2 separate regions of the Homo sapiens genome follow, and region 1 is linked to region 2. Evidence: read pairs that join two places in POLR2A ChIA-PET (ENCODE). Cell type or tissue: Caco-2. All regions are shown on one strand. Each heading gives the region's core, and the rest is flanking DNA. Links, peaks and the distances in the headings are about the cores only. Region 1 overlaps SLC2A3 (solute carrier family 2 member 3). Region 2 holds the start of ZNF705A (zinc finger protein 705A).

The links. Peaks named below come from ENCODE experiments on the same cell type or tissue, not always from the same donor. Only the 100,000 strongest peaks of a DNase experiment are listed, where the experiment ranks them.
Region 1: POLR2A ChIA-PET joins it to region 2 with 6 read pairs; 3 of 35 experiments call an interaction of 5 or more read pairs at or near these places.

Annotation. Positions count from the first base shown.
Region 1 is chr12:7,922,504-7,931,316 of GRCh38, reverse strand. It overlaps SLC2A3 (solute carrier family 2 member 3), which reads left to right. Exons shown (of 10, transcript NM_006931.3): 4 at 1-72; 5 at 675-837; 6 at 1,446-1,633; 7 at 5,369-5,473; 8 at 6,806-6,907; 9 at 8,293-8,496. Among named protein-coding and RNA genes, the nearest start is that of SLC2A3, 9.3 kb to the left of the region's middle. In Caco-2, for the core only: no CTCF peak of the experiment used is centred there; DNase peaks (open chromatin) are centred at 2,856, 5,062 and 7,867.
Region 2 is chr12:8,156,692-8,165,504 of GRCh38, reverse strand. ZNF705A (zinc finger protein 705A) reads right to left here and starts at 8,490. Exons shown (of 6, transcript NM_001004328.3): 1 at 8,413-8,490. In Caco-2, for the core only: no CTCF peak of the experiment used is centred there; no DNase peak of the experiment used is centred there.

The DNA of each region.
Region 1 (8,813 bases), core at 293-8,292, 230 kb after region 2:
CCTACTGCCCTGCGGGGTGCCTTTGGCACTCTCAACCAGCTGGGCATCGTTGTTGGAATTCTGGTGGCCCAGGTACTCTAGAACTTCTCATACTTAATGAGTGTTAGTTTCATGGGTCATTAAAAAAGTTAACATAGGTAAAGCACTGAAGAATATCTGGCACATGTTCAATTACATATGGAAGTTTTAGATAATAGATAGTAGCTGAAGAAGCAGGCTGAGGCCGGGCGCTGTGGCTCACGCCTGTAATCCCAGCACTTTGGGAGGCCGAGGTGGGCAGATCACGAGGTCAGCAGATGAAGACCAGCCTGGCTAACATGGTGAAACCCCATCTCTACTAAAAACACAAAAAATTGGTCGGGCGTGGTAGCGGGCACCTGTAGTCCCAGCTACTCCGGAGGCTGAGGCGGGAGAATGGCGTGAACCCGGTAGGCAGAGTTTGCAGTGAGCCGAGATTGTGCCACTGATCTCCAGCCTGGGTGACAGAGCAAGACTCCGTCTCAAAAAAAAAAAAAAAAAAAAAACCATGCTGAGTAGAGAAAGGAAAAGAAACACAATTTGTTTATTTTTTCACATGGTAAAAGAATGTATGATTTTCTGAACTTTTTGTGTTTTAATGAACTTGTGGCCTGTGAAGTATGGGGTTTATAGCATTATCTTTGTGTGGTTTCTAGATCTTTGGTCTGGAATTCATCCTTGGGTCTGAAGAGCTATGGCCGCTGCTACTGGGTTTTACCATCCTTCCTGCTATCCTACAAAGTGCAGCCCTTCCATTTTGCCCTGAAAGTCCCAGATTTTTGCTCATTAACAGAAAAGAAGAGGAGAATGCTAAGCAGAGTGAGTATCCTTCACACCTTACTACATGAATTATATGGTTGTGGTTTGTTTTAGGGATGATTGTACTGGACCTACTTTCTGTTACACTCTTTCCCTGCCTCTCAGAATCCAAGTGAGGAGGGTTCTGATTACTCCTGAGTAAAATTTTCAGCCCCTAAAGAATGAGGTGAAAAGGCGGGTTTAGGAATGGATGCTATCAGGCAGGGTGTGATGGCTCATGCCTGTAATCCAGCATTATAAGAGGCCGAGGCGGGTCACCTGAGGTCAGGAGTTCAAGACCTGCCTGAAACAACATGGAGAAACCCTGTCTCTACTAAAAATACAAAATTAGCCGGGCATGGGGGCGCATGCCTGTAATCCCAGCTACTTGGGAGGCTGAGGCAGGAGAATCGTGTGAACCCGGGAAGTGGAGGTTGCAGGGAGCTGAGATCATGCCATTGCACTCCAGCCTGGGCAACAAAAGTGAAACTCTGTCTCAAAAAAAAAAAAAGGAATGGATGCTACCCATCACCTCACCTCGTGCGGCCCTTTCCTGGCTGCCTTACAGGAAGAATGAATTTGGGGCAGCACATTCTCTTTTATCCTTTCCTCTTTCTTCTTTTCACCAGTCCTCCAGCGGTTGTGGGGCACCCAGGATGTATCCCAAGACATCCAGGAGATGAAAGATGAGAGTGCAAGGATGTCACAAGAAAAGCAAGTCACCGTGCTAGAGCTCTTTAGAGTGTCCAGCTACCGACAGCCCATCATCATTTCCATTGTGCTCCAGCTCTCTCAGCAGCTCTCTGGGATCAATGCTGTGAGTGTGATACTTTAGGGTCAAACGTGTCTTAAAGTATTTCACTTAAAATGCCGGGCATGGTGGCGGTGTGCCTCTGTAGTCCCAGCTACTCAGGAGGCTGAGGTAAGAGGATCACTTGAGCTCAGGAGTTTCAGGTTGCAGTGAGCTATAATTATGCCACTGCATTCCAGCCTGGGAGACAGAGTGAGACTGTGTCTCTGAAATTTAAAAAAAGGAAAAAAAAAAAAGACCCTGGAAGGACACTGGCAACTTCAGAGTGAACTGACTTTACCAGTCTGTTTTTACAACTAGTATAGCGAGCATGGTAGTTTAAAGAGGGCATGATAGATGATAGTTTAAAGAGGGCGGCACAACGGAAGCTAGCATTTGGCAGGTAGCCCTTGTATTCCATGCAAATATCAGCTTCCTGCATTTGACTGTGGATTGTAGGAAGAGAGTATTCCTGTGCCTTCTAGTCAATATGGATATTAAGAGCACCCTTGTCCCACCTTTTTAAATACTGATTCATCCCCTAAGGGTTTTCAGATAGTCTTTGATCAATGGGATTAAATTATTTTGTAACAAAGCATTTTGCAAAACTTACTATTTTGAGCATTTTGATGCTCAAAATAGTAAGTTGGTTCTTGGAACTTTTCTCCTACCTAGCACACCAGGATATTTGTATTTGAAGTGGCAGTGCTTCTTATGAGGGGTTAGAGGCTGTTATGTCAGAATCTATGAGGAGCCAAGTGTGGTGGCTGCTCATGCCTGTAGTCCCAGCTACTACTCGGGAGGCTGAGGTGGGAATATCACTTAGGCCCAGGAGTCAAGCCTGGGAAATATAGTATGACCCTGTCTTTAAAAAAAAAACTTGGGAGGAAATACACAGTAGTTAGAAAAAGCCTCCTAGGTGATTTTGATGAATCCCAGTCTCAAATTTCTTCATTTGGAAATGATAATGTAGGCCACACGTATTACTGGAGAAAAATGTGCTCCCGAGACTTTCCAGAGCAGCAGAGCTGGGACTAGGCAGGTGAGGCAGCTACGTGCAAGTGTAGCCCTGAGAATGAGCACCTCTTTAAAGAATGTACCTTGCGTTAGTTCTGTGCCTGTTTAAAAAAAGAAAAAAGAAAGAATGAAAGAATGCACCTGAGGCAACTCCCTAGCTGCCTCACCACAGTCCAGGCCCTGCAAAACAGGATCAGTAAAAGATCACCTGTGAGAAATGACAAGTGATCCGTGAGCAGTCTGAGGGACAGACTCCTGCCATTTCAGAGTATGGTGTGTACATTCTTTTTTTTTTTGAAACAGAGTCTCACTCGATCGCCCAGGCTGGAGTACAGTGGCACGATCTCGGCTCACTGCAACCTCCACCTCCTGGGTTCAAGCGATTCTCCTGCCTCAGCCTCCCGAGTAGCTGGGACTACAGGCGTGTGCCACCATGCCTGGCTAATTTTTGTATTTTTAGTAGAGAACAGGTTTCACCATGTTGGCCAGGATGGTCTCGATCTCTTGACCTCATGATCCGCCTGCCACGGCCTTCCTAAATGCTGGGATTATAGGCGTGAGCCACTGCGCCTGGCCCATCCTTTTTTTGAGGTGAAGTCTTGTTCTGTCACCCAGGCTGGAGTGCTGTGGCGCAATCTCAGCTCACCACAACCTCCATCTCCTGGGTTCAAATGATTCTCCTGCCTCAGACTCCCGAGATTACAGGTGGGATTACAGCCCAGATTACAGGTGCCCACCACCATACCTTGCTTATTTTTTCGTATTTTTAGTAGAGAATAGAGGGATATCACCATGTTGGCCAGGCTGGTCTCAAACTCCTGACCTCAGGTGATCCACCCACCTCAGCTCTCTCTCCTAAAGTGCCGGCCTTACAGGTGTGACCCACCTCGCCCGGCATGTACATTAATTATTGTTGGACTAAGCTGGCTCCCAATTTAGTCAATGAGTAGATTTTGCGCTAGGTATAATCTCACCCAAAGCTGGCTGCATCAGAATTATGGGGGTTGGGATTCCTGAGTCAGCTGAATTTGAGAATCTCTGTGTAAGAGACCTGAAAGTTGTCTGTAAAAAAATAAATCTGATGCACAGCAGGCTTGGAAATCACTTTTCCAACCTACTTTGCACAAATGATGATTTCTAATTTCCCTTATGGGCAGATGGGTAAGAGGTTGCATTGTATCATGTTTACCTAGCAGAGTAAACTATTTAGGTGAGATGATGTAGGGGTTACCTTGCTTGGTGACACTAGATAGCAAAGTCATTTTACTATGAGAAATTTTATTGAGATGAGTACATGTACATTAGGTTTTTGACGTGTAGACATTATGTTAAGGAAAAGAATTGGCATACCTATTTATTGCTTGTTTAAACTGCTCAAGTAATTACTTTTGCACTAGCCTAATATATTTCCCCACAAGCTTGACGCCATCATATAATATGTTGAGATTTCTTAACAGTGTTAATTAGCCCTAGAGCAGCAGGTTTTTCAATAATGACTCTACAAATCTCAGTTTCAAAACACAATTATCTTATTTTAGAAAATATGAATATACATAGTTTACATCTTACGTACTAGGGATTTAAAGAGTTGTTTCGTGAGAAGGTAAATCCCAATGTAGAGGTCCATATTCATAAAAAAGACTAATAAATATTGCTATGGAGGCAAATACTCTGGGTGAAATAAACTGAAGTGAACCTCGGTAACCTAGATAATGTTCCCTTGTTAACTTGAGGTCTGAGTCCAGTATTTTAATATCTCTTAACTATGGTAGTTATAGCAACTTTAGATTTTAGCACAGTGCCTAGCAAACAACATAATAATTTATTTAATATATATTAAATTGCATTAGTAGCTGGTATTATTTCATAAAACACTTCAAAAGGGCCTAGGCCTAGGAAATACAGCCCAACCTCTGCTTATTCAATGAGCAGGATAAGGTTATTCAATTAGTTCACTATCAAATTGAGACATCGATGTCCCTATCAATGTTTTGAGAGTTTGGGGAAGAGCCAATTAAAAAAGCATTTAGCTGGGCCTGATGGCACATGCCTATAATCCCAGCAACTTGGGAGGCTGAGAGGCAGGAGGATCACTTGAGACCAAGAGTTTAGGACCAGCCTGGGCAACAGTGAGTTGCTGTCTCAACTTATAAAAAAGAAACCAGTTAGTAGGAATTACACCTTTATGTAAGTTAGTGAAGTGGACATAAGCAAGAGGAAATGGAACAGTGGGAATAAGCATTTTTAGAAGAAACAATGTAAATGAGTAGCTAGAATTAAGAACATTTAGAGAGAGAAAGGAGGGCCAGGTGCGGTGGCTCATGCCTGTAATCCTAGCACTTTGGGAGGCCAAGGCGAGCAGGTCACTTGAGGTCAGGAGTACGAGACCAGCCTGGCCAACAAGGTGAAAACCCATCTCTACTTAAACTACAAAAATTAGCTGCGTGTGGTTGCAGGCACCTGTAGTCCAGCTACTCAGGAGGCTGAGGCAGGAGAATCGCTTGAATCTGGGAGGTGGAGGTAGCAGTGAGCTGAGATTGTGCCACTGCACTCCTGCCTGGGTGACAGATCCAGACTAGGAGATAAGATACAGAAGATAATTCATTTGCAGAAGGGATATTAGTATTGAACGAAAACCTAGAAAAAGGACTTCTTACCCACTGGGACTTTTAAGTTTATTTTTGAGGGTTCTGTGTAACTGGTGTGCAGAATTGCATCAAAGCTGCATGTTTTCTTTTCTCCTAGGTGTTCTATTACTCAACAGGAATCTTCAAGGATGCAGGTGTTCAAGAGCCCATCTATGCCACCATCGGCGCGGGTGTGGTTAATACTATCTTCACTGTAGTTTCTGTAAGTTGGATGGTTTGGTAATTTTGAGGGGAGAAAAGAATCCTTGCTACAGATGTTCAAAGATGGATTGCATGACCCTACCATCATTTAGTTACCTTTTTGTTGCTTAATTTTCCTTTGGGAAAAAGAGATAAATTTAATGTTGGATGTAGTCTTCACTCTTCAAGCAAATATGGGATGGATGGGAAAGGAGGGAGTATAGAAGGGACTATATAGTATGCTTTGAACTTGGAATTGGAGGAAAGGTGCTTGGAAAAACTCTCAAGCTCTGTTACTCCACTGTTTTTACACTAAAACAACAATAATCAACAGAAGTTATCTGTGATCCCCAGAATATGTGAGAATTTTTCCCCGTGAGGTGTGCAATCAGTTCCGTAGTGGACACCATCTAGGTGTCCTGCGATTTTTTAATTATGACACTGTCTACCTGGAGATAGCATCAGATCTCACAGGTTGGTGGCCCAGTTCCCAAGACTGCCCCCCACTCCTGATGCCAGTCACAAGCTCCAGGTTGTTTTACCTGTGCTTCTGACTCACCAGCTGTAGATCAGGATTCCCACGACATCCTCTTTGGGTTTGATTAATTTGCTACAGTGGCTCACAAAACTCAGGAAAATTGTTTCCTAGTTTGATTTAAAGGATATTTTAAAGCACAGAAATACACAACCAGATGAAGAGATTCACGGGGCGAGGTCTGGAGGGATCCTGAGCATGGGAGCTTCTGTCTCTGTGGGGTTGGGGTGCACTCCTAGCACATAGATGAGTTGTTGCTGACCTTCCTGTCAGCTTCCACGGGTTCAGATATCTGGAAGCTCCCCATACCCTGCCTTTTGGGCCTTTTATGCAGACTTAATTGGTTCTCCATGATTGAAGCATGGACAACTGTTCTGACCTGTGATTGGACAAAAAGGGAATGATCTGAACCCAGCTGGGCCTGTCTGCTTAGATGATTTGTTGGCCTCTCTGTAGCGTTTCTTCCTCTAGGGTGTGGGGCAGGACCCTCTCTGAAATGAGGGTTTTATGACCCACAGTCAGATTAGCGTCCTGCCAAGTGGGAGGGCAGGAGAAAGTCAGAGAAGAATTCTGTTATCTGAGGCCTGCTCCTGAGGCCTGAAGCATCCCAACATTATGACAAAAGACTCTACCAAGGGCTATGGGGATTTTGAGCCAGGACCTGTGAATGGCACACAATATGTATGTATATAAAATCATAAATCACAGGAGGGGTATCCATAACAAGTGTCCTGCTGTTGGTAAGGCAGATTTCAAGTAGCTCAGATGCTGTTTTCATGGAAAGGAAAACTGAAGTTTCATGTCATATTCTTCTTCCAGCTATTTCTGGTGGAAAGGGCAGGAAGAAGGACTCTGCATATGATAGGCCTTGGAGGGATGGCTTTTTGTTCCACGCTCATGACTGTTTCTTTGTTATTAAAGGTAGGTGCTCTTTGGGTGAAAAAAAAGGGAGGGGGAAAGAAGAGAGGTTACAGTTGACTTCTGTGACACAAGGGGTGGGTTGTTAAGGTTGCAGTTTGTCAATAAAGTCAGAGGAGAGAAGCAGGATGCCCAGAGTTTAAGAAACATGGGTCGTCAGAGAACTGGAGGTAAACTGTTAGAATCCTTACATTTATAGAACATTATTATAGCTTATAAAATAAATTATCTAATTTAATTCTTAGAATAATATCAAGGTAATCACACTTAATAGATGATGACATGGTCTCAGTACAAAGTGACATATATGAGATCATATAGATGGGATTGAAAAATTCAATCCTCAGCTGGGCGCGGTGGCTCACGCCTGTAATCCCAGCACACTGGGAGGGTGAGGCAGGCGGATCACCTGATGTCGAGAGTTCAAGACCAGCCTGACCAACATGGAGAAACCCCGTCTCTATTAAAAATAGAAAATTAGCCAGGAGTGGTGGTGCATGCCTCTAATGTCAGCTACTTGGGAGGCTGAGGCAGGAGAATTGCTTGAACCCAGGAGGCAGAGGTTGTGGTAAGTTGAGATGGTGCCATTGCACTCCAGCCTGAGCGACAAGAGCGAAACTCTCTCTCAAAAAAAAAAAAAAAAATCCAATCCTGGCTGGGCGCAGTGGTTCATGCCTGTCATCACAACACTTTGGAAGGCCAAGGTTAGAGGATTGCTTGAGCCCAGAAGTTCAAGACCAGCCTACGCAACATGGCAAGAAACTTTCTCTACAAAAAAACAAAAAAAAATTTTTTTTTTGAGACAGGGTTTCACTCTGTCACCAGGCTGGAGAGCAGTGGCAGGATCTCAGCTCACTGCAACCTCTGCCTCCTGGGCTTAAGTGTTTCTGCTGCCTCAGCCTCCCAGGTAGCTGGGATTATAGGCACGTGCCACCACGCTCAGCTAATTTTTGTACTTCTTAGTAGAGACTGTGTTTCACCATGTTAGCCAGGCTGGTCTCCAACTCTTGACCTCAGATAATCCACCTGCCTTGGCGTGAGCCACAGCTCCTGGCCAAAAAAAAAATTTTTTTTTAATTAGGCAGGTGTGGTGGCACATGCTTCAAGTCCAAGCGATTTGAGAGGCTGAGGTGGGAGGATTGCTTATGCCCAGGAGATCGATGATGCAGTGAGCTATTGTAGTGCCACTGCCCTCCAGCATGGGCAACAGAGTAAGACCCTGTCTCAAAAAATAAAAATAAAAATAAATCCAAGCCTTTTGACTCCACAGCCACTCTTTGTATTGTACGTCAGGGACAGGAGGAGCTTGCCGTTAATTGCTTCTGGGAACCTAGATACTAGGTTACACTGTCTTTAAATTTAATTTTCTCTGTTCCTTGCTCTTACAGGATAACTATAATGGGATGAGCTTTGTCTGTATTGGGGCTATCTTGGTCTTTGTAGCCTTCTTTGAAATTGGACCAGGCCCCATTCCCTGGTTTATTGTGGCCGAACTCTTCAGCCAGGGCCCCCGCCCAGCTGCGATGGCAGTGGCCGGCTGCTCCAACTGGACCTCCAACTTCCTAGTCGGATTGCTCTTCCCCTCCGCTGCTGTAAGTAAACTCACCTTATCTTAAAACCAGCCTATGTAAGCTGACATGAAGATACTCCTTAATAATACAGTAGTCTGGGCCTGGCATGGTGGCTCATGCCTGTAATCCTAGCACTGTGGGAGGCTGAGGCGGGTGGATCACCTGAGGTCAGGAGTTCAAGACCAGCCTGGCCAACATGGTGAAATTCAAAAATTAGCTGGGCATGGTGGTGCATGCCTGTAATTCCAGCTACTTGGGAGATCGAGGAAGGAGAATCGCTTAAACCTGGGAGGTGGAGGTTGCAGCGAGCTGAGATCGCGTTACTGCACTCTAGCCTG
Region 2 (8,813 bases), core at 417-8,416:
GGCTAACACGATGAAACCTTGTCTCCACTAAAAAAAAAAAAAAAAAAAAAAAAATTTAGCTGGGCGTGGTGGCAGGTGCCTGTAGTCCCAGCTACTTGGGAGGCTGAGGCAGGAGAATGGTGTGAACCTGGGAGGTGGAGCTTGCAGTGAGCCGAGATCACGCCACTGCACTCCAGCCTGGGTGACAGAGCGAGACTCCATCTCAAAAAAAAAAAAAAAAAAAAAATGGGCAAAGATCTGAGTAGACATTTCCCAGAAGAACGGATACAAATGGCCAACAACTATATGAAAAAATTCTTACCATCTCTAATCATCAGGGTGATGCAAATAAAAACCACCATGAAATATCACCTGATAACTCTTAGAATAGCTATTATCAAAAAGATGTATAACAAGTATTAGTGAGGATGTGGAGAAAACCCTTGTATACTTGTGGTGGATATACAAATTACTATGTCCATTTCAGATAATAGTATGAAGGTTTCTCAAAATTTTTTTAAATAAAACTACCTGCTGATGAGGCCGTTGAGATATAAGAACACTTTTACACTGTTGGTGGGAATGTAAATTAGTTCAACTATTGTGGAAGACAGTATGGTGATTCCTCAAAGACCTACAACCAGAAATACCACTTGACCCAGCAATCCCATTACTAGGTATATACCCAAAGGAATATAAATCATTCTATTATAAAGATACATGCACACATATGTTCATTGCAGCACTATTCACAATAGCAAAGACATGGAATCAACCCAAATGTCCATCAGTGACAGACTGGATAAAGAAAATGTGGTACATATACACCATGGAATACTATGCAGCCATAAAAAGGAATGAGATCATGTTCTTTGGAGGAACATGAATGGAACTGGAAGCCATTATCCTCAGCAAACTAACCCACGAACAGAAAACCAAACACTGCACATTCTAACTTACAAGTGGGAGCAGAACGGTGAGAACACATGGATATTAGGAGGGGAACAACACACACTGGGGCCTGTTGGGAGGCAGGTGGAGGGAGAGTATCAGGATAAATGGCTAATACATATACGCAATGGAATATTATTCAGTGTTACATAATAATGAAACCCTGTCATTTGTGACAACATGGATGGACTTGGAGGGCATTATGTTATATGAAATAGGCCAACCACAGAATGACAATTACTATATGATTTCACTTGTATTTGAAATCTAAAATAGACAAACTCACAAAAGCAGAGAGTAGAATGGTGGTTGCCAGGGGCCCTGGTGCTGGGGAAATGGGTAGATGTGGTTAGAGCACAAAGTTTCAGATATACCACGTAAGTAAGTTCTGGAGGTCTCGTTTACAGCATAGTGCTTACAGCTAAGAATACTGTATTGCATACTTAAAATTTGCTAAAAGGGTAGATTTTGTATTCTTACCAATATTTCTTTCCAAAATAAAAATAATAATAAAGGGGGGGACTCAGGGAGGTGAAGGATATGTTTATAATCTTGATGGTAGTGATGTGTTCATGGTGTGTACTTATCCCCAAGCTCACTGAGATGCACACCTTAAATATTACAGCTTTTTAAATGTCATCATAGCTCAACAAAGTCGGTTAAAAAAAACAAGAAGGGGGTTGGTTAAAAAACTTAAAAGGAGGGGTAGATGTTCCCTTGTTTTTCTCTCTTGGCTTTTTTCCTTCCTGCTGCCTGGAATTCAAAAATGATAGGTGGGGATTTAGCAGCCAAACTAGAGCCTCTTCTAAAGTATAGCAGAACAGAGAGCTGGAAGGGGCCTGCGTCCCTAATGAATTTGGCAGGTATCTGTACTAGCCATGGTAGGTAGAACTATAGATTTAAGTGAGGGAGAAACAAACTTCTGCCTTGTTTAAGCCACTTTGTTCAGACATTAATTTTATATACATATAGAGAACATATGCTCCTTTATGAGTAGGAAAAATGTTTATGCCATATGGTCCATGATGGGTGTTCAACAATGTAGGATGAGGCTGATTATGATGACAATGGTGACAAATAGCATGAAATAATAAGCAATGAAAAAAGGTGGCCTAATAGTTGTGTATGGTTACTCTATTTAAAGATTCTGCTGCTAATATCATTCAATGTATTTGTATGCTGGTGGGAGTTTTATTAGATGTAGACTAAGAAAGTTTACATTATTTAATGAAAAATACTTGACCAATTTAAAAAAAAATAAAAATATCATGAGATGGAACTAAGCGTCTGTATTGCAAAGTAACCCTCCCAGTTGATTTTCTGCATAGTAATGATTGAGAATCCCCTGATCTAGATCCAACAGATCTCGATCTTTATAGGTGCTATCAAGGAAGCACCTAAGGAAGACAATTTTCCTGACTATATCCATACCTCCAGTTAGTAATAGATCTAGAGATCTAGAATCCAAATCCAGACCTCCTGCCTCCATGTGCGGTGGTCTTTCGCTGTTGTTTTGTTCCACTTGGTGAAGAGGATTTGAGAATAGATAGCCACATGATTCAACTCCCTCCTCAGTTCTGAGGAATATAGCCTTGTCCTAGCAAGCAAGAAGTTCATACAGTAGTGGATGAGGCAAATATACATTCACTAATCTAACATACAAGGCAGTAAGTACTGTAACATAAACAAAGCACTTTGGAGTTTCAGACCAGGAGCAAGTGGGGTGATTAATTCTTAGCAGTGCTAGTAAAGTCTGGGAAGTGTTCACTAACAAAATGTCTGGTCATTAATGAAACCAACTGTGACAGTATCTCTCACGTGATGGGCTTAGACAGCATTTCGCTCTTGTCTGATAGCACCCATTTTCCCTTGTGGCTTTCTTTGACTCCTACTTCTTTTAACTTTTCTTGCTCTCCGTGGGAGAAGATAGGGACTGCAGCTGGAGGGGGAAGACAAAGGATTAGGTGGGAAATGGATGCTGCTTGAGAAGAGGCAGCTTGTTTGGCTACTTGGTCAGCTAGATTATTCCCTCAGCTCTTGAAGGAAAGATTCTTCTAGTGACCTGGAACATGAACAACTGCTATCTCTTCTGGCAGCTGTAAGTTCTCTAGTACTTGGATTATCAAGTCTCTATAGACTAAGTTTCGGCCTTTACTGTTAATGAGGCCTCGCTCTGCCCAAATTTTCTGAAAGGTGTGGACTACTCCAAAGGCATACTTGGAGTCAGTATAAATAGTCCCTTTCTGGTTTTGCAGAAATTTTAAGACTTGATTTAGTGCAAACAACTCACATGTTTGCCCAGACCAGTCATTAGGTAGGGTGTCTCCATCTACTACTGAGTACCTGTTATGCCTTTTCTCTTTTATTACTTGAGAACAACCATCTACAAAAAGGTGTCTTCTGGTTTGAAAGGGAGTTTATCTAAACATTTATGCCCAAGTTCTTCTGGTCTGGGGGCATAGGTTCTTTTCTGGGTTTGAATTTCCTGTTAAGAAGGCAGCAGGGTTAAGTGAATCATCAGTGGTTAGGGCTAAATCAACTTTTTCTAACAAGATAGCCTCATATTTTAAAATTCTTGATTCAGTAATCTACCTTTCTGCCTTCTGACTTAGGATAGTTCCGACCTGGTGAGGTGTGCTCACAATGGAGTTTCCTCCAAAAGTTATTTTTCTACTTTCTTCTGTAAGCAAAGCAGTTGCCGCTACAGATTGAATGCATTTGGGCCATCCACAGGTTACTGGGTCAAGGATTTTTTATAGGAAGGCTATGGGTTGCCGGCGGCCTCCGTGCTTTTGGGTAAGTACTCCTAAGGCTACTTCCTTGTTTACTTTGACAAAAAGATGGAATGGCTGCCTAAGGAGGGTAAAGCTAGGACAGGGGCAGTTACTAATAGATGTTTTAACCTTTCCACCTGTTGCATTTCTGGTAATTGGAACAGGAGATATTACAACTGACACCACTGATCATTCAAGGCTACTATGAACACCTTTATGCACATAAACTAGAAAACCTAGAAGAGATGGATAACTTCCTAGAAAAATACAACCCTCCTAGCTTAAATCAGGAAGAATTAGATACCCTGAAAGACCAGTAACAAGCAGCAAGATTGAAATGGTAATTTAAAAAATTACCAACAAAAAAAAGTCCAGATGAATTCACAGAAGAATTCTACCAGACATTCAAAAAAGAACTGGTACCAATCCTTTTGACACTATTCCACAGGATAAAGAAAGAGGGAACCCTTCCTAGTTTATTCTGTGAAGCCAGCACCACCCTAATACCAATACCAAGAAAGAACTTAACCAAAAAAGAAAACTACAGACCTGTATCCCTGAAGAACATAGATGCTAAAATCCTTAACAACATACTAGCTAACTGAATCCAACCATGATCAAATGGGTTTCATACCAGAGATGCAGGGATGGTTTAACATATGCCATTCAATAAATGTGATACACCACATAAACAGAATTAGAAACAAAAATCACATGATCATCTCAATAGATGCAGAAAAAGCATTTGACAAAATCCAGCATCGATTTATGATTAAAACTCTCAGCAAAATCCGCATACAGGGGACATACCTCAATGTAATAAAAGCCATCTATGACAAACCCACAGCCAACAAAATACCGAATGAGGAAAACTTGAAAGCATTCCCTCTGAGAACTGGAACAAGACAAGGATGCACACTCTCAGTACTCCTCTTCAACATGGTACTGGAAGTCCTAGCCAGAGCAATCAGAAAAGAGAAAGAAATAAAGGGCATCCAAATCAGTAAAGAGGAAGTCAGCTGTCACCGTTTGCTGATAATATGGTCATTTATCTCGAAAACCCTGACGATTCCTCCAGAAAGCTCCTAGAACTGATAGAAGAATTTGGCAAAGCTTCTAGATATAAGATTAAGGTACAAAAATCAGTAGCTCTTCTATACACCAACAGCAACCAAGTGGAGAACCAAATCAAGAACTTAACCTCTTTTACAACAGCTGCAAAAAAAAAAAAAAAAATACTTAGAAATATACCTAACCAAAGAGGCAAAAGGCCCCTGCAAGAAAAACTATAAAACACTGCTGAAAGAAATTATAGATGATACAAACAAATGGAAACACATCCCATGCTCATGGATGGGTAGAATCAATATTGTCAAAATGACCATAGTGCCAAAAGCAATCTACAAATTCAACACAACACCCATCAAATACCATCATCATTCTCCACAGAATTAGAAAAACAATTCTAAAATTCATATGAAACCAAAAAGGAGCCTGCATAGTTAAAGCAAGACTAAGCAAAAAGAACAAATCTGGAGGCATCACACTACCTAATTTCAAAATATATTATAAGGTCATAGTCACCAAAACAGCAGGGTACTGGTGTAAAAACAGGCACATAGACCAATGGAACAGAATACAGAACCCAGAAATAAAGCCAAATACTTACAGTCAACTGATCTTCAACAAAGCAAACAAAAACATAAAGTGGGGAAAGAACACCCTTTTCAACAAATGGTGCTGGGATAATTGGCTAGCCACATGTAGGAGAATGAAACTAGATCCCCATCTTTCACTTTATACAAAAATCAACTCAAGATGGATTACAGACTTAAACCTAAGACCTGAAACCATAAAAATTCTAGAAAATAGCATTGAAAAAACCCTTCTAGACATTGGCTTAGGCAAGGATTTCATGACCAAGAACCCAAAAGCAAGTGCAATAAAAACAAAGATAAAGAGCTGGGACTTAATTAAACCAAAGAACTTTTGCATGGCAAAAGGAACAGTCAGTAGAGTAAACAGCCCGGAGACTGGGAGAAAATCTTCACAATCTATACATCCAACAAAGGACTAATATCCAGAATCTACAACGAACTCAAACAAATCAGTAAGAAAAGAACAAACAAAAAAGAAAACAAACAATCCCATCAAAAAGTGGGCTAAAGACATGAATAGACAATTCTCAAAAGAAGATATACAAATGGCCAACAAACATATCAAAAAAAATCCTCAGCATCACTAATGATCAGGGAAATGCAAATCAAAACCACAGTGTGATACGACCTTACTCCTGAAAGAATGGCCATAAAGAAAAAGTCAAAAAACAATAGATGTTGACATGGATGCGGTAATCAGGGAACACTTCTACACTGCTGGTGGGAATGTACAGTCACTATGTAGAAAAGTGTGAAGATTCCTTAAAGAACTAAAAGTAGAACTATAATTTGATCCAGCAATCTCACTACTGGGTATCCACCCAGAGAAAAAGAAGTCATTATACAAAAAAGATACTTGCACATGCATGTTAATAGCAGCACAATTCATAATTGCAAAGTCATGGAACCAGCCCAAATGCCTGTCAATCAACAAGTGGATAAAGAAAATGTGGTGTATATATTTATACCATGGAATACTACTCAGCCATAAAAATGAATGAAGTAATGGCATTTGCAGGGACGTGGATGAGACTGGAGACTATTATTCTAAGTGAAGCAACTCAGGAATGGAAAACTAAACATCATATGTGCTCATTGATATGTGGGAGCTAAGCCAGGAGGACACAAGGCATAAGAATGATACAATGGACTTTGGGGACTTGGAGGAAAGGGTGGGGGGACAAAGGATAAAAGGCTACAAATAGGTTGCAGTGTACACTGCTCGGGAGATGGGTGCACCAAAATCTCACAAATCACCACAAAAGAACTTACTTATGTACCCAAATACTCCCTGTACCCCAGTAACCTATGGAAAATTTTAAAAAATAAAAATCAATAGTGAAAAATCTTAAAAGTAGTCAGGGAAAGGAAATATATCATATCCAGAGAAAAAAACGTAAAGAAAAACCCAAGACATTTCATCAGATGTTTGGCATATTTATAAAGATACACTTACAATTGCCATTTGACGCATCAATTTTATTTCTAGAAACGTATTCAAGAGAAGGGAAAAAATATTTACAAAAATACTTCCACATAAATATTTATAAGAGATTTTCTTAAAGGCCAAATCCAGGAAAAAAACAAATTTCCATCAATAGGAAAATGTATAGATATTTATATGTATGTTGCATTTATACAATGAAATACTACTCACTAGTAGAAGGAAATTAACTACTGGCAGCAAAAATAACATAGATAAATCTCAAAAACAGTATGCTAAACAAAAGAAGCCAGACACAAAGGAGAACATACTGTATAGTTTTGTTTGGATGAAACTCTAGAAAAGAAAAATATAATCCACATTTAGAACAGCTCAATGGTTGTTTGGGGTTGGGTGGAAGCAGGATTGACTAAGAAGGGGTTTAGAGAACTTTGCGGGTAATAAAAATGTTCAATTTGATTGCATTTTAAAGAAGAAAGAAAAATTATCTGAGAATTGAGGGTCCTTTTAAATTATCAGGCCTAGAGAAACATTAAAATGAGAGCAAACACATCCTACTCCCTTTCTTTGAGCTATGTATTCATGTCTTAAAACTGCTTGCTATTGCCAGGAGTGATTACAAATTAACTTAATGATGTCACACTGGACACTATAATCCATGATCTATAGTTAATTATTTATAGCCAATCACTAATCAGTGTTATTTCTGTGAACCAATGAGAATTCCTGACAAACAATTGTGTACCAACCCACTCACTGTCTGCCTCTTTTTCCTTTAAAAACCTGCCTGTAACAAAGGCCAGAGGAAGCTAACAGCCAAGAGTATTTGGGTCTGTTCTTCCTGGCTTCTGCCCTCACTTTGGCTCAAGAAAACTCTAATTATAATTTGTGTCTCAGCCCCTTCCTTTTAGGTCAACATTTCACAGTTTACAAGTATAAAAACTTGTCAAACTCATTGAAATGTTTACTTAAATGGATATATTTTGTGGTATACAAATTTTACTTCAACTGATTCAAAAAGAAGGCAATGAGCATGATAGAAACCATTTTCTCTTCTCCCTATACTCCTTCAATTCACCCAGAAGGAATTTCCATTAACAAGTCCAACATGTTTCCTATTTCTTCATTTCTCACAATATCCAAAACACTTTATATAGGGTCAAATGTTCTCATTATTTCCACTGGAGAGAATTAATTAATCAAAGGCCAGTATTCAAGTGTTGCTTTTCTCAAGGAAGTGAGAGGAAGGACTTCTTTTTTCCCCCTCAGGCAGCCTATACAATTCTCCCAAAAAGGGTTTCTATTTTAGACTTGGGTTTGGGCATAGTAGGAAATGCTTTTTGGCTTTAAATCCAATTCACATGTTTCAGTACAGCTTTACCAGTAATAAAGTGAGTGTTTAGATTGCTTCCTGATTCTTTTGCCTATTTCATAATTTACTTAGAATTCAGACTACAGTGTCATTTCAGCCTATTAAGTTTGAAATGCTTATTTAGGGTCTCCAGTTGAAGCAGCAGGACTTACATGGAATTCATAACAGAGAACAAGCTGAATAGGAATGTGGACATTAGAACAGGAAGTCTGATTACTCATGGCAAAGTTATACCTTTAAGCGGAATTGCATTTCAAAGTAGATCAGGAAAAACCCCTTGCAATTTTCCATTATGCAGATTTTTGACGAGTCACTGGAAAAGAGGAAGGTGGATTAGTTCCCTTAGACTTCATTATGTCTGTCAAGCTAAAGAGTTTCATGTTCTTAAAATCCTTCAGAACACAACCCTCTCACAGAGCAGCTTAACCGTAATGTCACCCTTATTCTCTCTCATGTGTTTTAAGATTAAAACTGGCATCATGATTCTGACTCAATGTCAATTCTCTCCAATCCTCCTGAATATACTCACTCTTCTACATATCCAATCCAAGAAAGAAAACTTTCCTATCTCAGAGCTTGCTTATATTTATTTTATCTGTTTATAGATTTACATATCTTTTCAATGTCCATCATAT